Regions from separate parts of the Mus musculus genome. Here region 2 is linked to region 1. A link is a loop called in an ENCODE intact Hi-C map of the cell type or tissue named here. Cell type or tissue: gastrocnemius. All regions are shown on one strand. Links, peaks and the distances in the headings refer to the core of each region. The heading gives the core; the rest is flanking DNA. Region 1 overlaps Vash2 (vasohibin 2). Region 2 has its middle 29 kb from the start of Nenf.

Region 1 (10,851 bases), core at 4,506-8,505:
TAGTCACATAAACACTAAAATGTCACTGCTTGCTAAAATAATGACAGTGGGGATTGTCACAGCAAGTGGCCGATTGCATACTGGGGACTAGAGCAATACACAGAAGTCTTGGTTGAGTCCCTGCTCAGGTGCATGGTAGCCATGTGGTCGAGCAAACCCTGGTCCCGAGGGAGCCAGAGTATGCACTTGTAAGAGGCTAAGAAGGGTTCCACCCAATACTGTTGAAGATATCTAATTAGATCACACGGTGGGTGTGGCTTCTTAATGGTGGCTTCTTCACTTTCACAAAAGCATGTTCTGATCAATATGTTCATCCCGTAGGCTATGAAGGGAAGGTTCTGCTGTGTTCACTTCTGGATGAGGAGACCCGAACACAAAAAGAGTTTGTTGTCTTGGTCCAGAGGCCTGTAGCTGGTTAGAAAGGGCACCAGTACAGCTCCCTAGACTCTAGGGAGGTGACGGGAAGAAGGTGCTTCTGTTTGGGGATGACAGGGTAGGACAAAGTGTTTCAAAGAAGGCTCTTGCTTGTCACTCCACATCCCACTGTCCCACCCCCCAACCCCAGGTTTAGCACGGACAGCTAGCAGAAACTTGCTAAAATGACAGGCATCCAGGAGTGGGAAGAAGGAGTCCAGGACTTCTAAGGCAAGAAAGGTTGAGATGTGATGTTCCAGCATATGGCCATTTTCTTAGACAGGCCAATGGCTTCTCACCTTCCATGTCTGGCCCGAAGTTTGGCCCTCAATGCCTGTCTCTGACTGTAACACCCATCTTTACCATGTCACCCTCTGACCTTGAAACCCATCCTCACCATGTCATCCTCTGACCTTGTCACCCACATTCACCACATCATCTCTGACCTTGACACCCACACTCACCATGTCACCCTCTGACCTTGACACCCACATTCACCATGTCACCCTCTGGCCTTGACACCCATCCTCAGCATGTCACCCTCTGATCTTGACACCCATCCTCACCATGTCATCTCTGACCTTGACACCCACACTCACCATGTCACCCTCTGACCTTGACACCCACCCTCACCATGTCACCCTCTGACCTTGACACCCACACTCACCATGTCATCCTCTGACCTCGACACCCATCCTCACCATGTCATCTCTGACCTTGACACCCACACTCACCATGTCACCCTCTGACCTTGACACCCACACTCACCATGTCATCCTCTGACCTTGACACCCATCCTCACCATGTCATCTCTGACCTTGACACCCACACTCACCATGTCACCCTCTGACCTTGACACCCACACTCACCATGTCACCCTCTGACCTTGACACCCACACTCACCATGTCATCCTCTGACCTTGACACCCATCCTCACCATGTCACCCTCTGACCTTGACACCCACACTCACCATGTTACCCTCTGACCTTGACACCCATCCTCACTGAGCCCAAGCTCTCTCGACTCAGTCATCCATTCCAGCTGTGCTGCTGTCTCAGAACTGTGAACAGAGAAACCCTTCCTGACAGGTCAGTGACACAGACCCAGCAGCAGAAAGGGAAACCTGTCTTTTGATCTATTGTCCATGAAGGTAACAGTCATTAATTCCTCTGAAGCTCCCATGAGCAGTAGGGGTTGAACTGCCCACAGAGGATGCTCTTCCCCAAAGAACTGGGGCCAGTACACAGGAACTGTGCTTCTCTGGGGCAGTGATCTCTGCATAGAATGACAGCCATGGGCAGGTCACTGGTTGGAGTCCCTGGACCCATGGAAAGTTAGTGTTGGCAGAGGATTGGCAAGTTCTTAACCAGTAAAAGTGAGTGACTGAGGGGACATGGCAGAGTGGCAATCAGGATGGTCAGGAGTCTGACGATGATGGTTTGATGTAGAGGCAGGGGAAAGTATGAGTTGAAACTGCAGGCTCTGAGGTGCTTCTCAGGCTCCCAGGAGGAATGTTCTAGAAAGTGCTGATAGTAGAGACCCAAGGCTTAATGACAGCTTTAAAATTGAAGGCTCCTACCCAGAAGTGGCAGTTCAAACAGTGACTCATTGGTGAGGAAAGAAGAAAGCAATGAGTAGCTCTGGGGAGGCCAGAGAAAGCAGAGACCAACTAGGAGATGAGGAAGGGATGGCTAAGAGGGAGATTCATATTATTTTACCTCCCTATCAGTAACCCCGAGTTATGGCTCGTTCCACATGGGCTGCTCTTAACTCCAGTGGCTCGCCCACGTGAACTGTTCTTACGATCCCTTGCCCCATGGCGTCTTCCTCTCTCCTTCTCTCTCCTGGTTCTCTTCCTCATGGTTTTCCTCTAGCCCCAAGCTTGGGAACCAAATGCTCCACCTATCTCAATTCTGCCCAGCTATAGGTTGTAGGCATCTTTATTCATCAATCGGGGATAACTTGGGGGGCAGGGTTAAGTGTTACTTGGGTATACGTGGGAATTCTCTCATCCCTGGGGGCAACCATACATACAAAGCAAAAGACCAAACCTCAACAGCCCTGCTCTGGGGAACCCACTGACCTCTCTACCCACCTGGTGCATGGGAGAGCCTGGGAGTGAGGAGAAAGGATGGGGACAGGTAGTGTCCCCTAAGGCAGGAAGGGTGGTCTTCAAGAAGAGGGGGGGTTCACTTTGTCACCCTCCTGCTTTTATGCCCCATGGTTCTTTTCACCCCCATGATGGGAGCTCTAGGCGGGGTCAAGGTGAGGACTCGTGGTCCAGTGGCAAAAGTGTCACCTCAAAAACAGCATGGGCAGTGAGGCTGGGGGAGGGGCTGATCCTGAGGAGGTTCGAGGGAGGGGTGGAAGATACTGGGGACTCTGGGGATCTTTGGAGCAGCGTGACAGGGCATGACAGGGTTAAGCCCGTGAAAAGGAGAGTGATGGGGGAAGCCAGGAGGACAGCACACAGGGTGAGCCCTAAGCTGAGACCCAGTGAACCAGGATGGTGGCTTTGGGCAAACCATTTCCTTGGGCCCTGGTTTCCTTACTTTGAAGAGGAGCAGAAATAGAGTAGATTTCTTGAAGTAGTTTTTAGAACATAGTGTACTCCCTCTGGGCTTTTTCCTTGCAGAATTGAAGAGAACTACACTGTCGTTGACGGCCAGGTGGAAATAACCGGGGCCAAGAGGTGAAGGTTCAAAAAGAAAGTGGTGAATTCAGGAAGCAAGGTTTTGGGGCAGCCAGGGACAGAGGGGTGGCTTGCTACAGTGTGGGCTTAGGGGCAGGGAGGGGCTAGAGAGGCTCCAGGTAGACAAACAAGCAGAGAGGCTGATGGTTTGTGACTCCCGTGGCCTTGTGCCAGGGGAAGGAAGCCATGCTGTCTGGAAAAGACAGCCAGGGTAGCAGACTGAGGGCTGCAACCCCAGGCTGGGGGCCTCACTGACAGGTGGCTCCTGGATCTCAGAGGGGCCTTGCTCCAAATCAGAATGGGGGTAACCAGCCTTCCCTAGAGCTTCTGAACCAGCAGCTTTGGGACGGGAATCTGAGTTTTTATTTTTGACAAGCCCTCAGTTCTGCTGTTGGGTGGGGACCACAACTTGAGCTCCCCAAAGCTATTCAGCAGCAGACCCACCCCCACTGGGCTTTATGAACCAAGGCAAAGTGTTTACACTAACAACCAACATGGCAAGATGAAAGTGTTGAAAGCCAGGGCTGGAGAGATGGCTCAGCGGGTAAGAGCACTGACTGCTCTTCCGAAGGTCCTGAGTTCAAATCCCAGCAACCATGACTGGTCCCTATGCTCAGGCCTGGGAGGTGCCTCTGAGTCTCTCTCCAGGGAGGCAGAAAGAGATTGACTTTCCTTGCCCCAGACCCTAATCTCTACCACTTTGTCATGCAGCCAAGACAATCGGCCACACCAGCACCTTCTTCTGCATCCAAGGAAGACAGCTGTTAGACAGTTGTGAGTTCGAAGCTGTGGGTGCCAGGGCCCCACCCCTCCTCACACTAGAGTGTCCTGGGAGTGGAAAGAAGGACCAGGAGGATCTGGGTCCCCAAGTGGTTTCCCTTCCATCCCCTTCCCATTACTGCCCCCCCCCCAGGTCTATTGTAGCTCCTGCGGGGCAGTCATAGGCCAATATATTTTAAACTCAAAAAAAAAGGTGGGGTGGCTGTACTCAACTCCCTAGGCCCTCAGACTCAGGCCCATCTCCATAGCCCTTTTCCCTGGCTGAGCAGGTTCCCAGGAGCCCCTCATTAACTCTTTCCAGTGGGGAGTGTGGAGAAGGGATCGACCTGTAAGTCAGGTAGCCTTGGAACAGTGTGGCCATCCAGAGCCCTGCACTTGTGGGGACGCGAGGAGAGTGCTGCAGAGCTCATTACCACGCTCTTCTCCAAATCAGGAATCCTGGCCACTTTGCTCTCTATCTGCATTTGAGATTAGGAGGGGCCTCAAAGGGTATCTAGGAGGCTTCTGTTTAAAGTGGACTGAGGTGAGCGGGTAGGGGACAGTCTCCCCGGTTCCTCATATACCCTGCTTCCTATGGGACAGGATTAGGGAAGAAAGGACTCATGCTGCCATGCAGGAGAGGGAAGGATGACAGAAAACACAAGTAAAAGAAAAACTGGAGAGCAGGAACCACAGGAGACATGGACACTCCAAGCTGACTCCTGCTGACGCATATATTTGCCATAACACAAGCTAGACCAGCATCAGAAGCTAGACCAGCACTGCTGGCTCCCAGACATAGGTCAACAAAAGGCTCTTCTGCCCATAGCCTCCTTCAGGCAGGCTTTGGTCCAGCCAGCTAGTCTTGCTTTTTAAAAGAGACAACTTTGATCATGCCCCGGTGGCTTCAGACACTGGGTTCAATGAGCTGGTCTGCATCAGGAAAGTCTCTTGGATGCCATTGTCATGCTGTTATCTCTTTACCTAAGGCCAGCAAGCTGTTTCTAAATCTGCTGAGTGCTCAGGGAGGAAAATAACCACAGTTGGCTCGAGGCTGTCAGCTGGGTCCCATATATGGTTCTAGGGGCTTACGCTACCCTCTGCTCACATCTGGAGCCACTTCTAGCTCCACATTCCTCTCTGTCTTTGCACTTGCCTAAATAATCCCTTTAGGAACATCTGTGTCACTGGGTTGACACAACATTCAGCTGAGTGGAATGGTAAGAGTGACTTCACCAGCCTCAATTAAGATCAAGTTTCTAAAGGGAGACAGCCTTCCCCTCTCCCAGGGGCGTGTCTCTGCTCCCTCGGAGTGTTTTGATCTTATTATTATCACTACATTTATGTGTGTAAGAACACCATACATGTGAGGGGCAGAGGACAACCTGTATGTTCTTACCTTCCATGTGGGTCATGCTTGGTGACAAGTGCCTTTAATGACTGAGCTGTAGTCTCCCTCCCCCTAATGTCAGGAGCACCTTCTACAAAGAACAGTCAAGTTTTTTACCTCTCAACTCTACCCACCAGGAGTTCTTAGAGGAACGTGGGCAAGGAGATTGGGGTCTGTTTTCAAAGCCGCTGTCAACTTAAACCAACGTCTTCCCAACTCTGGGAGTCAATTCCCTGTAGCTCTTTTCTGATGGTTGTCCACAGAGCCTTTTGAGTGGGGTTAGCTCGAGAGCAGGTTAGAGAATCCAGGGGAACCTGACTGCTAGTGCGTCCATTTTTCCAGTTACTTGAGAGGTGGGAGCCAGGAAGATCACTTGAGTCAGTTTAGACTATATTGAGGCAATCAGTAGAAAAGAAGGGCTCAGTTGACTGCTTGTTACACAAGCTTGAGGTCCCTGAGTTCAGATCCTGGAACCACGTAACAAGCCAGGTATGGCAGCACACACACGGTAAGCCCACTATGTGGGGCGAGGGAGACAGGGTGATGTGAGGCTTTCTGGAAGCCTCATTCTACAAGCTGAAAGTCGAGTGAGAGATTCCATCTCAAGAAAATAAAATTAACTTAGGTGAAGTAAGGAAGATAACAGGCCGGCCGCTGGCCTCCACATGCAATGGACACACTTGGACACATACCTCCACACACATCCTCACAAGAACATCTACAGGAAAATAAAAGGGAAGGCCAGCTCTTCACTGGAGTCGGCTTCTCTAAAGGCTGACTTTTTCTTCTTTCCTGCCTTGTTTCCTTTTCTTCTTTTGCTTTCACTTTCCTTTTGGCTATTAACCTACAAAGGGTCCCCAAGGTGGGTCCTAGAAGCCACTCCAGGTTTGTAGGCAGTGGTCCTGTTTAAAGTAGCTGATCTCTATCTAGGGCATGATTGGACCACAGCACCATCACCCTCAAGGCCTTGAGCTCACTGACACGGCTGAGCGAAGTGTGTGTGCATCCACATACATCCATACATCACTGTGGGCATCCCAGGAACCATGAGAAGACACACAAACGTGGTGCCACCACCCACAGGAGACTACGATACAAGTTCTTTAGTGGGGTCAAGTAGCAAGTTTTAGTGACCACTGTGAAGTTGTTTCATAGAGAATGATCATAGATCAAGATGTCAGAATCTCTTAGTGGCTACTTGAGAGGCAGGAGGATTCCAAGTTCAAGGCTGCCTGGTAACTGAGATTTCATCTCCAATATAAAATGAAAAGGGAGCTGGGGAGAGCTCAGTGGCCCAGTGCTTGCCTACCACAGGAGAGTAAAGTGTTTTAGGGTGGTCAAGCCCTTCTTAGACAGGTTGCTGAGCTACGAAGTCTGCTGTTCATTTGCAGTTGAGAGAGCTGGACTACTTTCCTGTCAAGAGGAAACAATTCGCTAGAGAGAAATCTTTCAAAGGTTTAAGAACTTTCTTATACCTGAATTTTCACTTTTTAGCACTTAAGATAGTGTCATTGGATGTCATTTAAAGACATCTTTGATGCTCTTGTGAAGATGACAGAACTCCTGAAGTAGAACTCACCAGCATCCTAAATCCCACTTACAGTCTCGCTCATGTTGACCCACGCTGATAAGGGGTTCATCAGATATTGGAAGCTGTCAGAGGCTTACACAGTGTCATCCTGGAAAGCTGCCAGTGCCTTCACTGGTGCCCTACAGTGCTTAGGCAACTTGCTGGCACGTGCTTTAGGAGTTTCTTAGCAAAGATGCTTTGCTCTGGGTGGTTTTATGCTGGGGCGTGAGGTTTCAGCGATTTCTGAAAGGCACACCTCCATTTTTATTTATTTATTTATTTTTGAGGCAGGATTTCTCTACATAGCTGTGGCTGTCTTAGAACATACTCTGTAGATAAGGCTGGCCTCAAACTCAGAGCTCAACCTGCTTCTGCCTCCTGAGTGCTGGGATTAAGGCGTGTGCCATCACAGTGGGCAACACACCTTGATTCTACACATTCAAGCCTACAGTGTGAACATCTCTCAGGGGTAACTGAATGCCCACCAAAACCTAGTCTCGTGACCCCTGGGCTCACTGTTGCCAAAAGAATTTGGCTTAGTCCTGTATTATATGTAACTTGTTAGGGCCTGAGAGGTACTGGGTTTCAAAAATTGTAGCCCTGAACTTAGTGCTATGCACCTATAATATCCGAACATGGGAGACTCAGGCGGGAGGATGCAAAGTTCAAGGCCACCCTGGGAAACAGTGAAACCCTGTCTCAAAAAAGCAAGAGCCTGCTTAATTTTGCTGTTTTCAAGGTGTTTTGTTTTAGTTTTACAACGTTAGTGTGACTAAGTTCAGGCTTAGAGACTCCTTCGATCCCAGAGATGCTTTTAAATTTCTTCACTGAAAGCCTTTCCTTAGAACCTGTCAAGGTCGATGGAGACTCACTCGGGAGCCTAGAGTGCGGTGCGGGGAGCAGGCAGGTCCTGGGAGGGTTAGCTAGCCACACTGCAGGCCCTTGCAGGCAGGTCCTGGAAGGGTTAGCTAACCACACTGCAGGCCCTTGCAGGCAGGTCCTGGAAGGGTTAGCTAGCCACACTGCAGGCCCTTGCAGAGCTTCGTTCCTCTATGGTGGTCCCTCTCTAGCATCCTTCTGCCTTTCCCCTTAGGCCTGCTCTGACCGAGAAGAAGGTGGCTGACCTCGGCACTCTGAACGAAGTGGGCTATCAGATCCGGATCTAGCCGAGCCAGGCCGGCCAGGCTTCTATGGTGCTCTTCTCTGCACTTTACCCAGCAGCTTCAGGAGGAACTGCAACTTGTGGAGTTTTGATTTTGAAGGATTTACCTGGAGATGGAATCTGAGTGGGTTTTGAAAACTCACCGGGCAGCAGGCATGACTGGGCTGAAGTGATGGGCAAAGCCCTGGGTTGACTGACTCCCTCACTCAGGATCCTAAGAACAATGCTGACTGCAGTTTTCTACTTTTCTCCATTTGCCGACTCTTCTGCTTGCTTTGGACATTATGCCTCAGCTCTAGAAACCGTTTATGGAGTTCCTCCCACTTTTTGGTACAGCAGGCAACTCAGCCAGTATTACTGTCTCCTCAGCAATAACAAGCAAAGATGGGTGGGTTTTTTTTAAGCAGTTGATATTACCTCAACATTTTGGCATCAGATATGCAATCTTAATGAGTTTTTTATATTCTATTTGTATTGTTTCCTATAGGGATCTCGATGGTTTGGTGGGGGTTTTTTTGTTTTTTTTTCTGGTTCACATGTGAGATGAGATTTAAGTTGTTATATGCAAATGCTTTAGAAGCACTCAAATTCTGGCAATAAGGGAATATAATCCGCTTTGGGATGTTGGCGTCACTTTTCTTAAAGCATCTGCCGACAGGTTTCCTTCTAACAAGCACGCTGAGGAGCTCGGGTCCATGCAGTTGCTGACATTTAAGCCTTTTCTGAGGCAAGCAAAAGGCACAAGAGATCATCTGCTCCCAAAAAAACGCAGCAGTGCTGAGACGTCCCAGACAGCCTCGGTTCCTAGTGGCTCCTTGTTGTTAATGTGTTCTGCTGTCTCACATGAAGGCAAACATGATGGTGGACTGTTTCCCAGGGGCTTGTCTTTAGGTACTACGTCACGGCATCAGGAGGTGCTGGGGGAAACCAGGACCTCGTGGATCGAGCCTGTCGTGAAGGGAAAGCGTTCCAGCACAGTGTCGTGCCGCCGTGTCAGTGTCACCCGTGCCGCCGTGTCACCCAGGCCCTGAAGCACAGCCCGCCTGCCTGTGGCGACTGCAGCGCAGCTTCTGCTTGCAGACCATGGAGAAGGAAACACAGTTTCAAGTCATTGATCTTAGTGCAGTCACCATGCCAACTCAGGACAGAGGACCGGCTTCAGCTGGATTGCTAGCCCCGAGAGCTCAGCATGCCACCCTCTGGCTGTGACTGCGGCAGAGCTCCAAGTCAACCGTCTGCTTATGGAGTCTTTGCCAGGAAACCTAGGGCCATATGGAGGGCAAAACCTCACTCCACCCTTAAACCAGTATTATTAATGAAAAGTCGTTTTCTTGGAAAAGCTTAGTGTCCTTTAGCGGTCAGGACCCGGAAACTAAAACCGAGTGTAAACTTCAAATTCTGAACTCAATGGCTTTCTTCAAGAATCCTATGACTGGAGTTCAAAGTGAGTTATGGGGCCTCCACATGTCCTCACGAGCTGCTACCTGTTGTCAGCCTCAGGGCAGTGTGCATTTAAATGTTCCAAGGAGCAATCTGTTAAACTAAAGCCACCGGGCAAAGTGCCTGCAACTGCCTGTGTTCAAGGACAGCTCCCAGGAACAGAGCGCCAAACAGCGGGACAACCTTGTTGTGTGGCAAGGGAAAGAAGAGCAGCTGGCTGTGACACTGCCCTTGTAATCTCTCCCACAACTACTTTCTGATTTTTAGGTTCATTTTTCAAGGCAGAGTTAGTCACAGAAACATCTAAAAATGTTTGTCTTTGTCACTCAATTTTACTGCCTGTAGTTAAACTAACTCCCAAAAAACCAGAAGGAAGCCCCGAAACACCTACATTCTAATGCAATAGTTTATTGGGATAAAAAGGCGGCAAAAATGAATGCAGCACGTCTGACCTCTCAGACTGACCTTTCAGCCTGGCTGTGATGAAGATGAAAACTGACTTGACAGGAACAATTATCCTATGCACCATGACAAGATGCCCTGAGCTGACAAGTTTCAAGCTGACTGCTATTGGTTGTGAGAGGTGGCCTGGGTGTTTTCTGCACACGTGGGAGCCGTGAGCACACCCCTTTCCTTGAGTCAGCTGTTTCATGGATGTCCTCAGCAGACATGGGTAAGCAAAGGGAAGCCTTTGCAGCCCTCCAGCTCACTATACAAGGCTTTCCTAGGCTAGACTTTTATGTACAACCTTGTACAGTTTTTTTGACATACACTTCAGATTCTTGTTTATTCTCTTAGACTTTGATCTGGCCAATACATTTTTAAAAAATCTTTCTGAAGAACCATAATTGTTTTGGTGGGTATTTTTCTAAGTATGTGAAGACTTGATGGTATTCTACAGAACACCACAAGTGCATGCTTCAGGCTCGACGACTCTCTCTCATCATGTGTCCACACAGCATGGAACTGTAATAAAACCGTTCTGGAAACTGAAGGACTTCACGATGTTTGTTTTGTTTCTGTTTGTCCCACTCAACATATTGACCACTATGTTTCCTCTTCCAGACTTTGTTAAATATTACTCTATTTTCGTGTACATCAATCACTTGCCTCTTAGCCTCATTCTGATAATGACTGAAAGGTAATGAAAGAGCTGAGGGAGGTGACAGGCCAGCGTCTGCAGCTCAGCACACTTACCACAAAGCCCAACAAATGTGGAACTATTATAGTAATGTATTACAGCTTACAGGTACAAAGGACTCTATGCCTTATAACTTTTTTTTTTTAAACAAAAGATTAAAAACTAGCAGATACTCAATCCTGAAAGACACGATTTCAAGCCCAGGACAATCTCTGAGCCTTGCTGGCCTGCCAGCTTACCCTACTTTGGCATGTTCTAGGCCAGTGAGAGAACCTGTCTTAA
Region 2 (10,851 bases), core at 4,326-8,325, 340 kb before region 1:
TATAGGCCAAACTTCATGAGACCTGGTTGCAGAAGGGATGGGGGTTGAGTGAGAAGAGGAGAACAAAGGGAGGAGGGAGAGGGAAAGGAGAAGAATGAGGAGAGAGGAGAAGGACAGGAGAGGGAGGAGGGAGGGAGGGAGGGAGGGAGAGGAGGGAAGAGGGAGGAGAAAGAAGAGAGGAGGGAAGAAGGAAGAGGAAAGAGGGAGGAAGGAGAGAAGAGGGAGGAGGGAAGAGGGAGATGAGAGGGAGGAGGGAGGAGGGAGAGGAGAGGGAGGAGGAAAGGAGGAGAGAGGAGAAAGAAAGGGGAAGGGAAGAGGGAGGAGGGAAGAGGCAGGAGGGAGGAGGGTAGAGGGAGGAGGGAGGAGGGTTAGGGTTAGGCTCTCTGAAGCAAGCTTGCACCGCCTCCATGACTTCACGGAGAAGTCTGGGCCTCATCTACCCCTCTAGCTCACCCATCTTCCTGTGCATGTGGCTTGGCTGACCTTTTCTGAATCCCCTTAACCTTGTCAGAGCTCTTCCCTACAGCTCAGCACATGCCAGGTTTCCCCATAGGCAGCAGGGAACATCCCAAACCACGGTGCTCCAGCTTAGGAAGGTCCTGGCTGAGGTTCCACAGCACTCACTTTGTAACTCCAGAGCATTCGAGCTCTCTGTACGTGTTGCATTTCTGTTGCTGGGGTTAAGTACTCTGACAAACAACTCCGGGGAGAGCTTGTTTTAGTTTACAACTCCAGGTTACAGACCATGACAGTGACGAGGCCAAGGCAGGAAGCCGAAGCAGCCAGCCACAGCTGTGAAGAAAAGGAATCCATACATATTTACTGCTCAGCTCTCTTCCTCCACTCTTACATTGTCCAGGGCCCTGCCTACTGTGCCTAGTGTTGCCACAGTAGGTCGGTCTTTCCACCGCCATTAAGGTAATCAAGACAGTCCCACCACCACCAAGGCCAATCTGATCTAAAGAATCTTTCACTGAGACTGTTGCCAGTCTAGTCTACCTTGTATCATTTGTACAATTAAAAAGTATCACAGGTATCAGAGATAGCTTAGCAGTTAAAGGCTAGGCTCACAACTTGAACACTAGCCACCATAGGGGCTGAGAGATAGCTCAGCCTTTAAAGGCTAGGCTCACAATTGAAACACTAGCTACCACACTGTCTTAGTTAGGGTTTTATTGCTATGAACAGACACCATGACCAAGGCAAGTCTTATAAAAAAACATTTAATTGGGACTGGCTTACAAGTTCAGGGGTTCAGTCCATCATCATCAAGGTGGGAGCAGGGCAGTATCCAGGCTGGCATGGTCCAGGCAGAGCTGAGAGTTCTACATCTTCATCCAAAGGCTGCTAGTGGAAGACTGACTTCCAGGCAACTAGAGTGAGAGTCTTAAGCCCGTACCCACAGTGACACACCTACTCCAACCAGGTCACACCTATTCCAACAAGGCCACACCTCCAAATGGTGCCACTCCCTGGCCCAAGAATATACAAACCATCACACACCCTGTCCATCACACACCCTGTCCACACACCCTGTCCATCACACACCCTGTCCATCACACACCCTGTCCATCACACACCCTGTGCCTTGCTGTTCTTTCTGATCTCATTTTGTGTGAACACTAACATCCTCCCTACAGTGCTGCTCTGAGGATGATGTCAGACCATGTATGTGAAGGGAAATGTGGAGCTTGCATGGGATGTTGTATCCATCAGCAGCTCACAGCAGAGCTGGACCACACAACGTGGTTAGAGTTGTCACTGGTGGCAGTCACCTGCGGCAACCTGCTTTATATTTCTGGTTAAAATTTCCTCATACATAAAATGGGACTGTCATATGGTGCCCAGTGGGGAATGACGTAGAGTTGCGCTTGCCCTTGGTGCCCTGCCCCCTCTGCACTTGGCCTTGAAAAGGACTATGTGAGCAACTGATTATATTCCTTCTGGAATGGTGAGCTGTGTCTCCTCTGTGTTGGAGACACCAGGTGTGATGAAGAATTTGGAGCAAAGGACCCCAGCCACACTCAGCTTCCACCTGTCTACCTCTTCTCTGAAGTCCCCAACCCTGATTCTTGATCTAATTACCTCTGTCCCCAGAGCTGTCCTACAACCTCCTTGGTCATCTGTCAGCCACTTGGGACAGAGGCAGAGAGCCACTTATTCCTCCTAGGAGGGGCTGCTCTGCCCTGGGAGGGGGATACCCCACGCATCACTTAAGGGCTGACTGCCCAGCTCCAGGCAAGTGTATTCGAGTGCCAATGCCAGGCAGGCTCAGATGAATCACCTCCCGTTCCATGTGGTCACCCTGGCTGGCAACAGAGGCCCTGTGTGCTTCTCTGTGTGGTTTCTTTCCATTCCGTGAGTCAGAAGGCACCAGTCACTGGCCATGTGATGCCGTAGTCTCCTGCCAAGGAACAGTGGCAAAGAATTTCTGGAAAACCCTGGAAGGACAAGGGAGGGCAGATGTGGTTGCCAGAAACAGGCCTGAGCTGAGAGGGCTGGATGCAATCTTGTGAGATTAGCATGGGGAAAGGGGCTCTGGTCTCATGAGGCCAAAGGCCCCTATAGTAGCAGCAGCTGCTGGGTGTAGGGCCAAACCTGGTTTCCCTGTGGTGGAATAACATGATCATTTGGTCTAATTATAAGCAGAAAGCTTTTTGTAATGTAAAAAATCTTGGTCATTTAAGAACTATAAAAAGGAAGAACTGCCCCTAGCAGACACTTTTTATTTATTAATTTCTTTAGTGTTGGCCTTTATAAAAAAAGGATGAAGAAGTAAAAGGAGGAGGAAGAGGAAGAGGAGGAGGAGGAGGAAAAAGAGGAGGAGGAGGAGGAGAGGAGGGGGAGGAGGAAGAGGAGGAGAGGAGGGGGAGGAGGAGAGGAGGGGGAGGGGAGGAAGAGGATGAGGAAGAGGAGGAGAGGAGGGGGAGGAGGAGAGGAGGGGGAGGGAAGGAAGAGGATGAGGAAGAGGAAGAGGAAGAAGAAGATCATTAGACTGTTCTGTCCTGGAACTCACTATGTAGACCAGGCTGGCCTCAAACTCACAGAGATCTGCCTACCTCTGCTCCTGAGTGCTAGGATTAAAAACATGGGCCACTATACCTGGCTGACTTATTATTTCTTTAATTATGTGTATGTGTAGGGGTATGTGCACATGTGTGCAGGTGATTGCAGAAGCCAGGAGCATCAGACACCCTAGAAAACTGGTTACAGTTGGCTGTGAGCCACCTGCCATGGGTGCTGGGAATGGATCTGTCCTCTTCAAGAGCGAGATGGTTCTGGCTGACAAGCCAGCTCCCCAGCCTCTAGTTTTCTGGCTTTTTGCTACTCACTGTGTAGCCAGGCTGGTTTCAAAGCTACTATGTAGCTCGAGCTGGCCTCTGGTTATGGAGTGCTGGGATTACAGACCTGCACCACCACAGACACTGTTCCAGCTTGCCAAGATGTTTCCTGTACATACATAGTGCCACCTGCCTGCCCCTGGCCTGTCATACTGCTGGACACTGCCCAAGTCTGGTCTTGATATTACCTGATGCCTGGGATACTGCGACTCTAGGTCCCTAGGATGGCAGTCAGCACAGAGTCAGCGGCCTCCCTTCTTGTGCTCCCTGGCCCCTGAAGGTGTCTTTTTTTTTTTTTTTTAAGATTTATTTATTTATTATATGTAAGTACACTGTAGCTGTCTTCAGACACACCAGAAGAGGACGTCAGATCTTGTTACGGATGGTTGTGAGCCACCATGTGGTTGCTGGGACTTGAACACTGGACCTTTGGAAGAGTAGTCGGGTACTCTTACCCACTGAGCCATCTCACCAGCCCTGAAGGTGTCTTAAAGGCTAAACGAGTCTCAACCAAATATGAGAAGACCCTTTGCTCAGAGCCTCAGGATTTACCACACCATCCCTGAGAGTCTGTGGATAGCTGGTTCCACATAACGACCAATGAGGATGTCACACATTCTAGCATTCTGGCTTTATTCCTAAGGAAGAGTTATAATAAATGAACTACCCAGTATATTCCTTATTGTAACTGTTAATGTGGTCATGTATGTGTGTGTGTGCCTTTGTGTGTGCATGTGCATGCATGCATGTATTAGTGTGTGTGTGGTATGTGGTATGTATGTGGAATGTGGTGGTCTGAGGGAGAAATGTCCTCCATAGGCTCAGGTATTTAGATGCTTGGTCCCCAGTTGCTTGACTGTTTGGGGAGGCTCTGGAACCTGTAGGCTTTCTGGTGGATGTCCATTAGTGAGAGAGAGTGGGTGTTGGGAGTTTCTAACCTCACTCGCAGTGTGCTCTTCTTGCTTTGTAGTTACTGTTGAAGATGCGATTTCTCCACTTCCTGATCCTGCTGCCATGTCTGCTGCTTCTGCCACCGCTCCCTGCCAGGATGGACTCCAGCCCTCCAGGATCATATGCTTAAACAACCCTTCCTTCTATAAGTTGCCCTTGTGGTCCTTTTTATCCCAACAACAAAAGGTACTGATAATAGCATTACCATACAGAATAGTATTAGTCCTTAGCGGGTTTTTGTTGTTGTTATTTGGTTTTGTTTTTCAAGACAAGGTTTTTCTATGTAGCCCTGGATGCCCTGGAACTCACTCTGTAGACCAAGCTAGCCTTGAACTTGAAGATCTGCCTCCCTCTGCTTCCTGGGTTCTGGGATAAAAGACATACACCACCATGCCTGGCTAGTCCTTGGTAATTATGATGGATGCAGTTTAAGGCCCAGAGTGCAAACTAGCAAGAAGCTGCTCAGATGTAAAGAAGTGTTTGGTATCAAGGTGACCAAGGTGAGTTTGTATTGTCAGCTTTGCTAGATTTAGAATCACCTAGGAGATGACCCTTTGGGTGTGTCTATGGAGGTATCTCCAGAGTTAAGAGTGGACCGAAGAGATCCTGAATTTGGGTGGCACCTTCCATGGGTTGAGGTCCTAGACTGAACAAAAAAGGGGACGTGTCATTCTGCTGCGAGCTGCCTCCTGCCTCACCCATAGGTCTTCCCACCATGACGGTATCCTAGAGCATCGAGGACTCCACACCTCAGACAGCAAGGTGAAATTGCAAACACTCCCTCCACCCCCGAAGTCAAAGGGTCTCCTGGCTGCACAGTGCCCTTAAGTGAGACACATCATGGTCTGCCTCCTATTTCTGCTAACACACATGCTTTCTGGGTTTGTCAACTGTCAGTGTGAAGGACAGTCTTCCCAGCCAGTCCATCATCCTTTACCCCTGACCTCCATCCTGGCTGGTACCCTGGCACCTCCTGCAGGTGTGGGGAGAGAGAGCACTGTGGTTGGGTGAGTGGATGGCATAGGTCATCTCAGGGCAAATCCCTGGCTTGCTGCATTCCTCAGGTCTCTCGCAGGATGCTGTAAACTCAGTGTAACACTGTCCAGGTCATCCCAGATCTCTGCAAATGACCATCAAGATTTGGGGTAGTATTACTTGGGCAGGTCAGTAGCTTCTTCCCACGTGGTTCGCAAGGGGCAGCCTGGGACCAGGGCACAGTCTCATGGTCCCAGCATAACTGATAGTTATGAAGAAAGAACAAACCACAGAGTGGGTGTGTCCTCCCCTTCCCACTGCTACAGTTCAGGCAAGGCCTGTGTTCCCTACCACCAGTCCTGCTTGCTCCAGTCCAGGTCCCACGCTGTGAAGGCTTTGCTCCAGGAGGACTGGCAGCATCACCGTCCAATATTTAACACCATTGCTTGACCCCAGAGGGCTTCCCACTGGCTGCTGCTACACAGGCCACACTCTGTCCTGACAGTTTGCCCTTGTTCTGCTGCACGTCCTCAGAATGAGAGCCTCCCCAGTTCCAGGTAAAAAACCCCGCTTTTCACCCCTGTTGCTTTCTGTCCATCTATGACCACCAGGGGGCGCTATTGTGAGGCTCTGTGGTGCCCCATGGGGCGCTGTACCTTCCTAGAGAGCTGCTTTCCCATGCTCCTGGTGTTGACTGGGTCATCCTTAGACATCTGGCCGCTGGAGGGCGGTAGAGAGTGGGGTGCTCAGGTGACTCCAGAAACACCCAACACATCACTGGCAGGGATGAGAGGCTTGGCTCTGCGCCCCCCCCTTTTCCCTCCATACACACGGTGCTGGCTCCACTATCTTCCTTAGTTGTCTTCCTACTTGATCCATACCACTCTTATCTTAACCCCATTAGCTATCTTCATTTTCAGTACCTTGTTTATTAAGCAATGTTGGAACTTAAAAAACAAACTTAACAACTGTTCCACCATTAAGTTAAACCCTGGCCTCCCTGCTTCACACTTAAAAGTACACCTGCCACTGGGCCACTAAGGCCCACATTGCTAATTCAGGCTGATCTTCTGCTTCACGGCCTTAAGTTAACTACATTTACAAAGACCCCGTCAACCCCCCAGCAATGTAACAGTCCAGGCCTTTCTGAAGGGTACCATTCAGCTCACTGCAGTCTCCCGTATGAGGCAGCTCAGAACTGGTCCTCAGATCCACATGAAAGGCAGAAGACTTCCCAAACCCAGCACACCATCTAAAGCATGGGCAGGAATGGCATTTAGGGAAACCCCTCAGCTTAGACCACAAGGGAATTCTGGAGATCTGGGCTCGTTCAGGGCTATTAATCAGGGCTGGGTGGATTATGCTGTAGTAACAGCATGCAATCCCAACACCTCAGTGGTCTTATTCAATTCCAGCCTGAGTCAGGGCTCTCTTCTGGTCGTTCCTCCTTCCAGGGCTTGGTTGATTAAGCAGCCACCGTCCCAGAAACACTCTGGCCTTAGTGTCAAAAAGAGACAACAATAACAAAACACAATTGTGGTGACTTAAAAACCCATGACAGTTCTCATTTTGTCCTGTTTGCCCATAGTACACACCTGTCGGGACTGGCTGTCTAGTCACACTAGGACAGCGGTTCTCAACCTGAGGATCATGACTCCTTTGGGTTGAATGGCCCTTCCACAGAGGTCACATATCAGATATCCTGCATAACAGATGTTTGCATCACCACTTATAACAGTAGCAAAGTTACAGCTATGAAGTAACAACAAAGTAACTTTATGCTTGGGAGTCCCCACAACCTGAGGAGCTGGAATAGAGAGCTGCAGGGTTAGGAAGGGTGAGAACCACTGCCCCAGACGCACGGGTACATGAATGTGCATTTTTCAGACAGCAACACAGGTTTAGGAAGCACTGGATCAGATACAATTGTAATGCGTCATCTGACGATGTCACCTATGTCCTTACCTTTCTCACTTGGGTCAGTTCACCAATCAGGGCACTGGCTAAAAAACGAAATTTCAACAAATGTACTTGACAGACTGTCTTAGTTAAGGATTGTATTGCCGTAAACAGACACCATGACCAAGGCAACTCTTATAAAGGACAACACTTAATTGGGGCTGGCTTATTGGTTCTGAGGTTCAGTTGTTTATCATCATGGCAGGAAGCATGGGCAGACATGGCACTGGAGATGCTGAGAGTTCTATATCTTGTTCTGAAGGCAGACAGGAGAAATTGGCTTCCAGGCAGCTAGGAGGAGGGTCCCCCCTAATGACATATTTCCTCCAACAAGGCTACACCTACTCCAACAAGACCATACCTCCTAATAGTGCCTTTCCTGGGACCAAGCATATACCAACCAGCACACAGACCTAATTGGCTTTAATAATGCTGCATCAAGCAGGCAGCAATGTGCTCCAATAGAGGATGTTCCACTTACTAGTGAGGCTTTGTAACACAGCTCGGGCAGGAACAGGAAACAGAACAACAGCAAGGCAACTGCTTAAATCAGGCCAGGGTAAAGTAAGGGACTGTTTATCACGACAGCTCAGAGGCATCCTCTCTGGAGAGCTGCTCTGACATGCTGGCAGTGAGGCAATCCAGTCTGTGTGGGGCTCTCTGCTTGCTTGGTTTCTATTCAGTTGTATGGCTCTTGGTCTGGTCTATTGGATGACCCACTATACATCTTAATCAATAACACTGGGTGGAGGCCAGGCAGCTGGAGACTCACAGCCACTCCATTTGTTAGGGCACCCATGTCATGACTGCTGTGACAGTGGTTATTGGCTTGTGCTGAAAGATGCTGGGCCAGGCCCACGGCATGAAACATAAGCAGCCGTGGGTTAAGCCTGGGACATGCGTGGGCCCAAGAAGGTGACCTTGGGGACACCCCACACAGGAAGGAACCCAAACATGAGCAAAGTCAGCAATGCCCTCTCCTGAGGATGTCCCTCTGTCCTTTGTAAGTGACCTCATGCTGGATCCCACCAGGGATCACATATCAGGAAGCCATTTAGCCCTCAATGCTTTTCTGGGGAGAGAGAGTAAAGGCAGGGAGATGTGGCTTTTACTGATCACCCACCTAACACTGGTCCCCTGGGCCACCAGGATCCATTCAACAAAATCAAGATAAACTGGATGTTGCCATCCAAAAGGAGACAGCTGGGGCGGGAAGGAGAAAGGAAAGCAACCACAGGAAGTCTCCGCAGGGACAAGAAAATGACGACCATGGTGAAGAAGGGGTAAAGGGATCCGTATTTGGCCTTAACCATGGGCTCTCCCTAATTTTAGGTAGCATCGAATGTGACCAAATTAAGATAATCTTGGTGGTACAGGCCTGTAATCCTGGCTCCTCTGGATCCTGAGGCAGGAGGATTACCAAGTACAAATTTACCTGGGCAACTTCGGTGAAACCTGGAGAGGTGGTTCAGAGGTTAAGCAAGAGGACCTGAGTTCAGTGAGGTGGGGGTGCAAGCTGACAGCCTCATGTTTTGCTTGAGACAGCTCTCCAGATAGCTCTGTTCTTGCTAGAAAAAAAATTCTAAAAGAGCTGTGTTCGCTCTCCAAGCAGATCTCTCTGGGTAGCTATCTCTTGCAGACCAAAGCCCATGTATGGGCTTTTATTTATGTATTAATTCAATAGTCCACCCCAGTTTCCCTTTTGATTATCCCATGAATCAACACTTTATGTCCCTATCCCCTTGATTCTTAGAAAGACAGCAGGTACATTATTTTTTTTAAAACATAGCAATGAACTCAGGGATCTTCCTGCCTTTGTAAGCATAGACAATAAACTAGCTGGGTGGGATCCAACTCTGAGATCACCATTCCTACCCCGCTGGGCCTAAACTAGCTCTGTCCCAGGCTGACCTTGAACTCAGGAATCTGCCTGCCTTTGTAAGCACAAACAATAAACTTAGCTGAGTGGGATCTTGCCATGCTATCACCACTCCCCAAATTTCTTCATCTCCTTAATATCTTTCTGACAAGCTGGCTCAGAGTGCAGCTGCCTCTGTTATTTTAGGTTTGTGAAGCCCCTCATATAATTCATATTGCATCCTTATATTTTGCATAATTGAGAAATCATATCTATCTATCTATCTATCTATCTATCTATCTATCTATATCTCATTCATGTTTTCTTCAGAGTTCTTTCCTACAGACTTAAGGACTGTCCTAAAGGTCACAGTGGTTACCATTTTGCTAAGGACATTAGACACACCCTCACCTTCCAGACTGTTGTTGTTTATATTATCATGGAGTCATTTACCTTAGCAGGGAGAACATCTCCTGAAGGAGGAACATAAAGTGAATTATGTACATTATTATATAAACAAGCCTTAAGTTGGCTCTGCTCCAGGGGTGGGAACGGTATAGTGCAGTAACTTGGCAGAAACCTATGTTTTTCCTTTCTTTTATGCTTGTGTGTGTGCATGTCCCATTTTTCTTCTTCCTTTTGTATTTTTATTGGTTAGCTAAGCAATCTTACCTGCGATTGCTGATTTCCCATTGGTTTTGATGGAAGTTTAGGTGAGATTTTCTTGGAGTAAAGATTTTCAGTGCCAAAAGAATTAAAGATGGAGCTGGAGAGATGGCTCCACAGCTTTTGCATGTGTGGTTCTTGCAGAGGACCTTGGCTGGTTCCCAGGACCCATATGGTGGCTCATACCATCAGTGCTTCCAGTTCCAGGGAGATCTGATGCTTTCTTCTGAATTCCCAGGGTACCTGGTACATACATGGTACACATACATACAAGCTCGCAAAGCATGAATACACATAAGGTTTATTTTAAATGTGCAGGTTGTTGTCCCATGGTTGTGGTCCTCAATGAGGCCACAGGTGATGAAGGACACCAGCAAGCTGACACAGCAGGGTGCCTCACCAACACTGACTGATTCATGAGGGACGTGACTGGGTGGTGTGGCTTCACGTCCTACCACGTGCCTGGCAGCTGCTCAAGGTATCCAAGGACAGGTGTGCACTCTAGTTCATTAGGAGGAAGTGGGAAGCACTGGGCAATGTCCTGGTGGCCATGAGGGATGTCCTGCCGAGGACTGGTGCCCCCCTACTCCCCGCAACAATGCTGCATGCACTCACGCACTCACACTCACACAAGCGGAAGGGGCTGATCAAAGCTTTGAAAGTCCCAGCCTTCTCCTCATTTCTCTCTCCACATTGAAAAACTTAGTGTCAGCTGAAGTGTAATTCAATCTCCTCATGCATATATATATATTTACTTTATATATTCCATATATATATGTATATTAATTTATTATTATTATTATTATTATTATTATTATTTTTTTTTTTTTTTTACTTTATGTCCACAGACAGTCAACTTGGGCACACGTGCCATGGTGTGCATGTGGAGACCAGAGGACAACTTTTGGGGGTTGGTTCTTTTCTACAGGTGGTACAAGAGGTGGGAGGGAGTCGATGTTTCAGGAACCTGGGCAGAGCATAGAGCACCAACAGTGTGCACAGCTCTGCAGAACCAAGGCTGACAAGACCTGGCTTTGACAAAACAAACAAACCAAAACAAAACAAAAAGATCTGTCTTTGTCGTGCAGCAGGGTGCAGCAG

Evidence for each region. Hi-C counts contacts between places; a loop is a spot of excess contacts. Peaks named below come from ENCODE experiments on the same cell type or tissue, not always from the same donor. Only the 100,000 strongest peaks of a DNase experiment are listed, where the experiment ranks them.
Region 2: a loop joins it to region 1, with 2.1 times the contacts of the local background. A loop is called at or near these places in 13 of 42 quality-filtered maps.

The regions. Positions count from the first base shown.
Region 1 is chr1:190,947,325-190,958,175 of GRCm38, reverse strand. It overlaps Vash2 (vasohibin 2), which reads left to right. Exons shown (of 8, transcript NM_144879.2): 8 at 7,920-10,530. The coding sequence ends at 7,992. Among named protein-coding and RNA genes, the nearest start is that of Angel2, 24 kb to the right of the region's middle. In gastrocnemius, for the core only: no CTCF peak of the experiment used is centred there; a DNase peak (open chromatin) is centred at 6,953.
Region 2 is chr1:191,284,048-191,294,898 of GRCm38, reverse strand. No RefSeq gene overlaps it. Among named protein-coding and RNA genes, the nearest start is that of Nenf, 29 kb to the left of the region's middle. In gastrocnemius, for the core only: a CTCF peak has its summit at 5,894 (motif pointing right); a DNase peak (open chromatin) is centred at 5,970.